Linked DNA regions of Homo sapiens: region 1 is linked to region 2. Evidence: chromatin loops called from intact Hi-C (ENCODE). Cell type or tissue: CD14-positive monocyte. All regions are shown on one strand. Each heading gives the region's core, and the rest is flanking DNA. Links, peaks and the distances in the headings are about the cores only. Region 1 has its middle 3.8 kb from the start of PREX1. Region 2 has its middle 34 kb from the start of ARFGEF2.

Region 1 (2,908 bases), core at 302-2,801, 56 kb after region 2:
CTGTCATTTTGCACCTTCAGTTAGTTAGAAGTGTCCTATCTCAGGGTCTCAAGATGGCTGTCATAGCTCCAGACATCATGGCTTCATCCACTTACAATAGCAAACACCCATCCAAGGATCGGGCAGCATACTATGCACTTTGGATCTATTAAATATTTTAACCTGCACAACAACGCTGTGAGGTAGAAGCTCTTACTGACCCCATTTTACAGATATGGATATTGAAGCCCAGAGAGGTTAAGTCACTTACACAAAGTGACACAATTAGGAAGCAGTGGGACTGGGATTTGAAGCTGAGAAGCTGGTCTCTGGTGCTACAACAATGTCCAAAGGCTGGAGAAGAAGTCGTGCATGTTGGTGGCAGAGTGGGATTGGAACTGAGGGTCCTAGATGTTTTCCTTTCTGCTTCCTCAAAGCAGTGTCTCCAATGCCTCCTGGCAAAAGTATGATTTGGCAAAGCTGTGGAGCCCTGACTTAATTGGATACCTATTATGCTTAAATCAGACCTTGAACCAGAGCCCCCTGGAGAATGTGCTTCCAACAGCAAGGCTTCCCTTAGAGACGTTTTGACTTGGGCAGCTGGGGGTAGCTCAACTACTAGGAAGACGATTATATTTTGGTGGGAAGAAGTGAACCCTGGGCTGTGTGTCCAGCGTTGATTTGAGTTGTCCAGCTGCTCTAATTCCAAGGGTGGAGAGGCCTCCCTCTTCTTCTCAGACAGCTGCTCTTGGTTCTCAGAATGAGGAACAGCCCTGCTCTGGGCTGCTGGTCTGACTTTTGAGAACTCATTTGCATTTGGGAAATGATGGCACCCTCGGGCAGTGCAGTAACTCACTTCTCAATTGGCTCATTCAACTTGGGATGGGAAAGAAAATCACTTGTTTTTCCTTGCTTTAACTTAATTAGTTTTCCTTTTAAACAGAGCTTGGGAAGGGGGCCTTCAAATCCTCAGCCTGCAGAAGCTGACAGGGGCTTGTCAGGGAATAAGAAACTCTGATGTTTCCAAGCAGCAGAATCTTCTCCCCCTCAACTGTGAAACTTATGTAACAGAAACGAAATGGTATTTCCCACTATTTGCAAAGTACATGGCAACGGAAACTCTAAAATTGTCCCTGCAAAAGAGAATTTCCCTATCATTATCATCACTTTTTTTTTCTTCCCCCTGAACTGCAATTTTTTTTTTTTCTTCTTCCTCCCTGTTCTTTTTGAGAACGTTACCCAGCTGCCGGCTGTTTCAGGCCCTGCCCTGACATACACATGAGACAGATAGGCTCCCCACTAGATATTCCGGACGGGTGATGGGGAAGAAGGGAATAGAGGTCAAAGTTGAAATGGGGATAGGAAGAGATCTACTCCAGCCTGACTGCTTAGTCATGTTTGGTTTAGGGAGTTGCCTATGCCAGGATTAGCTGGGAGGCAGCCAGGTTTTGAAGAGAGGGAGTCCCCACTGATCCCGCCAAGGCTGAGGCCCCTGGCTGAATCCTGATGGCTGAATCATGACACTGGGGTAGTGACCTGAGGCAGAGTCCTGGAGGTGCCACCAACCAATGGTGCTTCCCCAGGCCCATCCCTTGCAGGCCTTAGAGAAGCTGAAAGGACCTTGTTTATTTATTGTCCTTCTCTCCCTGCTCTTGACTGGACACACCAGGAAGCCAGGGACCTTATCTGTTCTGTTCACTGCTGTATCCCTGCCTGGAGCATAGGAGGCCCTCAGTATATAATAGTTGAATGCATGAGAGGAGGAACTTGTCTTCATCCTCACCTATCCCCCTTGCTGGAATAATGCCGGCAGCACAAGGGCCTCAGCTGTTGGGGTGCTCAGTGCTGCAGCCTCAGGACCCCGCCCAATGCCCAGTGTGTAGTAGATGCTTGTGGCCGACACTTATAGATGCCCACCATGCTAGCTCCTCTTCTCTCTTGACAACAGATCTCCAAGTTGTCTGGGCAGCCTTGTGCCAGGGGACTAAGCAGGTCTTTTCTAAGTTGATGGTGGCAATCTATGCCCTCGGTCAGGGACTTTTCAAGGGTGACCATGGCTTCTAGTGCTGACCTGCTGGGAGCTTAAGTTTATTCCCCCAAAGAGAGAAGCACAGAGGAGACAGAGTCTTCTTCGTACTTTTCTTTCCTTCATTGGAGGTGTGTGAGGAGGCAATGTTGCTGTTTCAGCAGCCATTTTGTGCCTCTGAGGCCCTAAAGCTTGGGAGGAAAAGCCACCATGCTGAGGATAGGAGGGTCAAAGGTGCCATGATCCTTGATGACATCATGAAGTCCTACACCAGCCTCAGGAACCAACTGCCTCTGGACCTCTTGCTAAATAATGTCCTTATGCTTTAAGCTATCAATAGCCCAGTTTTCTTCTCCTTGCAGCCAAATGCATCCTATTAGATTCAGCACTCAATCCACGCATTGTAAAAGACTTCACTTATTGAGCACCTACTGTGTGCTCTAAGCACCCTCCATGTATGCACTCAGGAACCTTGCAACGACTTTATGATGTAGGTACTGATATTATTCTTAGTTCACAGATGAGGAAAGCAAGGCACAGAGAGCTTAAGTATGTTACTAAACGCTGTATTATCTTTTAGTGTCATCATTACCACTGGGGATGGGGATGGAAGGGGAAAAAGATCCCAGCAGAATCTGAGGAAGTAACGATGTATAAAACATTGGGGTGGGCCAGAGATGGGACCCATCCACAACGTGGAAATGTTTTTTGGCAGTGTGGGCCAATTCTTGGGTGAAATGTGGGATTTGTGTGTAAACTTGAGGCTAACCTTCCTTGGTCATGGGCTGAGAAGGGAACTAACATTTGTTGAGCACCTACTCTGTGCCAGCTATGTGTGTCAGGTACTTTACATCAGTGGTTCTCAACAGGGGGCAATTCTGTCCCCAGGGATATCTGGCAATG
Region 2 (2,908 bases), core at 181-2,680:
AGCAAGCCAGACAAAATTTAAGGGAGCGTTAACAAACTTGGTAATTAAGATAAAGTATTTGTAATGCAATATTTACCAAAATCGAAATGAATACAAAAATCCATGACAAACAAAATGGCTTTTTTTTTTTTTTTTTTTTTTTAGACAGGATATTGCTCTGCTGCCCAGGCTGGAGTGTGGTGGTGCAATCTCGGCCCACTTCAACCTCTGCCTCCTGGGCTCAAGAGATCCTCCCACCTCAACCTCCCAAGTAGTTGAGATTACAAGCATGTGCCACCATGCTTGGCTAATTTTTTTTTTTTTTTTTTTTTTTGAGTTGGAGTCTCGCTCTGTCGCCAGGCTGGAGTGCAGTGCTGCGATCTTGGCTCACTGCAACCTCCACCTCCCAGGTTCAAGCAATTCTCCTACCTCAGCCTCCCGAGTAGCTGAGTGCACCACCACGGCCAGCTAATTTTTGTATTTTTTTAGTAGCGATGGGGTTTCACTATGTTGTCCAGGCTGGTCTCAAACTCCTGGACTCAAGTTATCCACCTGCCTTAGCCTCCCAAAGTGTTCGGATTACAGTGTGATATGGTTTGACTGTGTCCCAACCCAAATCTCAACTTGAATTGTATCTCCCAGAATTCCCACGTGTTGTGGGAGAGACCCAGAGGGAGGTAATTGAATCATGGGGGCCAGTCTTTCCCGTGCTATTCTCGTGATAGTGAATAAGTCTCACGAGATCTGATGGGTTTATCAGGGGTTTCTGCTTTTGCTTCTTCCCTCATTCTTTCTTGCGGCCACCATGTAAGAAGTGCTTTTCGCCCTGCACAATGATTCTGAGAAATTCCCCAGACATGTGGAACTGTAAGTCCAATTAAACCTCTTTTTGTTCCCAGTTTCGGGTGTCTTTAGCAGCAGTGTGAAAACCTAATACAACAGGTGTGACCCACAGTGCTTGGCCCAAAATACCAGCATTTTATTATTTATTTATTTATTTATTTAATTTATTTTTTTGAGACGGAATCTCACTCTGTCGCCCAGGCTGGAGTGCGGCGGCGTGATCTCGGCTCACTGCAAGCTCCGCCTCCCGGGTTTACGCCATTCTCCCGCCTCAGCCTCCCCAGGAACTGGAACTACAGGAGCCCGCCACCACGCCCGGCTAATTTTGTTTTAGTATTTTTAGTAGAGACGGGGTTTCGCTGTGTTAGCCAGGATGGTCTCCATCTCTTGACATCGTGATCCGCCCACCTCGGCCTCCCAAAGTGCTGGGATTACAGGCGTGAATCACCGCACCCGGCAAACAACATTTTATTTTTATTTATTTATTTGTTTATTTATTATTTTGAGTTGGGGTCTCACTCTGTCGCCCAGGCTGGAGTGCAGTGGTGTGATCTTGGCTCACTGCAACCTCTGCTTCCCGGGCTCAAGCTGTCTTTCAGCCTCAGTCTCCCAAGTAGCTGGGACCACAGGTGTGAGCCACTATGCCTGGCTAATTTTTGTATATTTTGTAGAGACAGGGTTTTGTCATGTTGGCCAGGCTGAGTCAACCATGTTGGCCAGGTTTTGCCATGTTTTCCATGTTGACCAGTCTCTGACTCCTGAGCTCAAAGTGATCCGCATGCCTTGGCCTCCCAAAGTGCTGGGATTACAGGTGTGACCCACTGCTCCTGGCCACCAACATTTTAAATAAAGTGCTTTCCATGTATTGACTTGCTTAATCCTCATAAAAACTCTAAGAAAGATGGGGAAACTGAGGCACGGAGGTATGTATTAACTTGTTCAAGATTATGAGGCTGATCAGTAATAGCTGGGGTTTGAACCTATGCCACCTGCCTCCAGAGCCTTTGCTGTTTATCATGCAACTTTGGGCAAATCACCTACCTTCTCTAGGCTTCAGCTTCCTCATTTGCTGTTCCCTCATTGCCATTCCTCTTAAAGATAGTATTACCTGCCCTACCTACCTCCGATGGTTGTGAGGCTTAAATGAGATACTATATTGCTAAAGGGATTTTGCAAACTGTAAAGTACTGTGTACATGGAAGGGAGAACAACAGAGAGATCAACAGGGTCTTGGAGCCAGCCTGCTTGGATTCACCACCCAGCTCTGACATGTTAACAGATTGACTGGTTTTATGGCTACTGACTTAGCCTTTCTGTGCCTCAGTTTCTTCATCCGTAACATGGTGATAATACTAGTCCCTACCTTGTGGGATTGTGGAGAAAGTTAAATGAATTTATGTTTGTAAAAGCTAAGAAGAGTGCAGACACAAGCTTAATGCTATATAAATGTTTGCTTCTGTTTTTGTCTTTTACTTAACTTGTGAGACTGAGCGCCTTTGTCCCTTTGGGAACTGATTTTGTCTGGGCCTAGCTTCTGGGGGCTTTCTTTAAAAACACCACCATGAGGCCTGGGGAGATCAGGCTTCTGGTCACACATAGATGCAGAGAGTTTGTAAGTGCTTCTGGGTGGCCAGACCCAGCTGAGCAGTGGTTCCATGGTGGGGGTATTTGGCTCACTAAGGGTGGCCTGGCCAGCGCCTGGGGGTGTGCCAGGCTTCTGTTCTTAGCTTTGGCTGTGCAAGTGGCCCACTGCCAGGAGAAGGAAGTGAGAAGCCCAATCTCTGGATGACCAGTGCTAGGGTACATCAGAGCACCTGCGTGTGACTGGCCTTACCACGGAGGCTTCCAGAATTTCTTACACTAATGAATAAACTTTACTTTTAAGAGCAGTTTTAAGTTCACAGCAGAATTGAGTGGAAAATAGAATTTCTGTAGAAATTTTCAACATACCCCCATCCCTACATATTCACAACCTCCCCTACTACTGACATCCTGCACCACAATAATATATTTGCTACAACTGATGAACCTACATTGACACATTATTATCACCCATCATTATCCCCCGGAGTCCATAGTTTACATT

The links. Hi-C counts contacts between places; a loop is a spot of excess contacts. Peaks named below come from ENCODE experiments on the same cell type or tissue, not always from the same donor. Only the 100,000 strongest peaks of a DNase experiment are listed, where the experiment ranks them.
Region 1: a loop joins it to region 2, with 2.4 times the contacts of the local background. A loop is called at or near these places in 14 of 110 quality-filtered maps.

Annotation. Positions count from the first base shown.
Region 1 is chr20:48,830,390-48,833,297 of GRCh38, reverse strand. It overlaps a transcript of PREX1 not described here. Among named protein-coding and RNA genes, the nearest start is that of PREX1, 3.8 kb to the right of the region's middle. In CD14-positive monocyte, for the core only: no CTCF peak of the experiment used is centred there; DNase peaks (open chromatin) are centred at 777 and 1,357; H3K4me3 peaks cover 1,584 bases; H3K27ac peaks cover 1,939 bases.
Region 2 is chr20:48,886,038-48,888,945 of GRCh38, reverse strand. It overlaps a transcript of PREX1 not described here. Among named protein-coding and RNA genes, the nearest start is that of ARFGEF2, 34 kb to the left of the region's middle. In CD14-positive monocyte, for the core only: no CTCF peak of the experiment used is centred there; no DNase peak of the experiment used is centred there.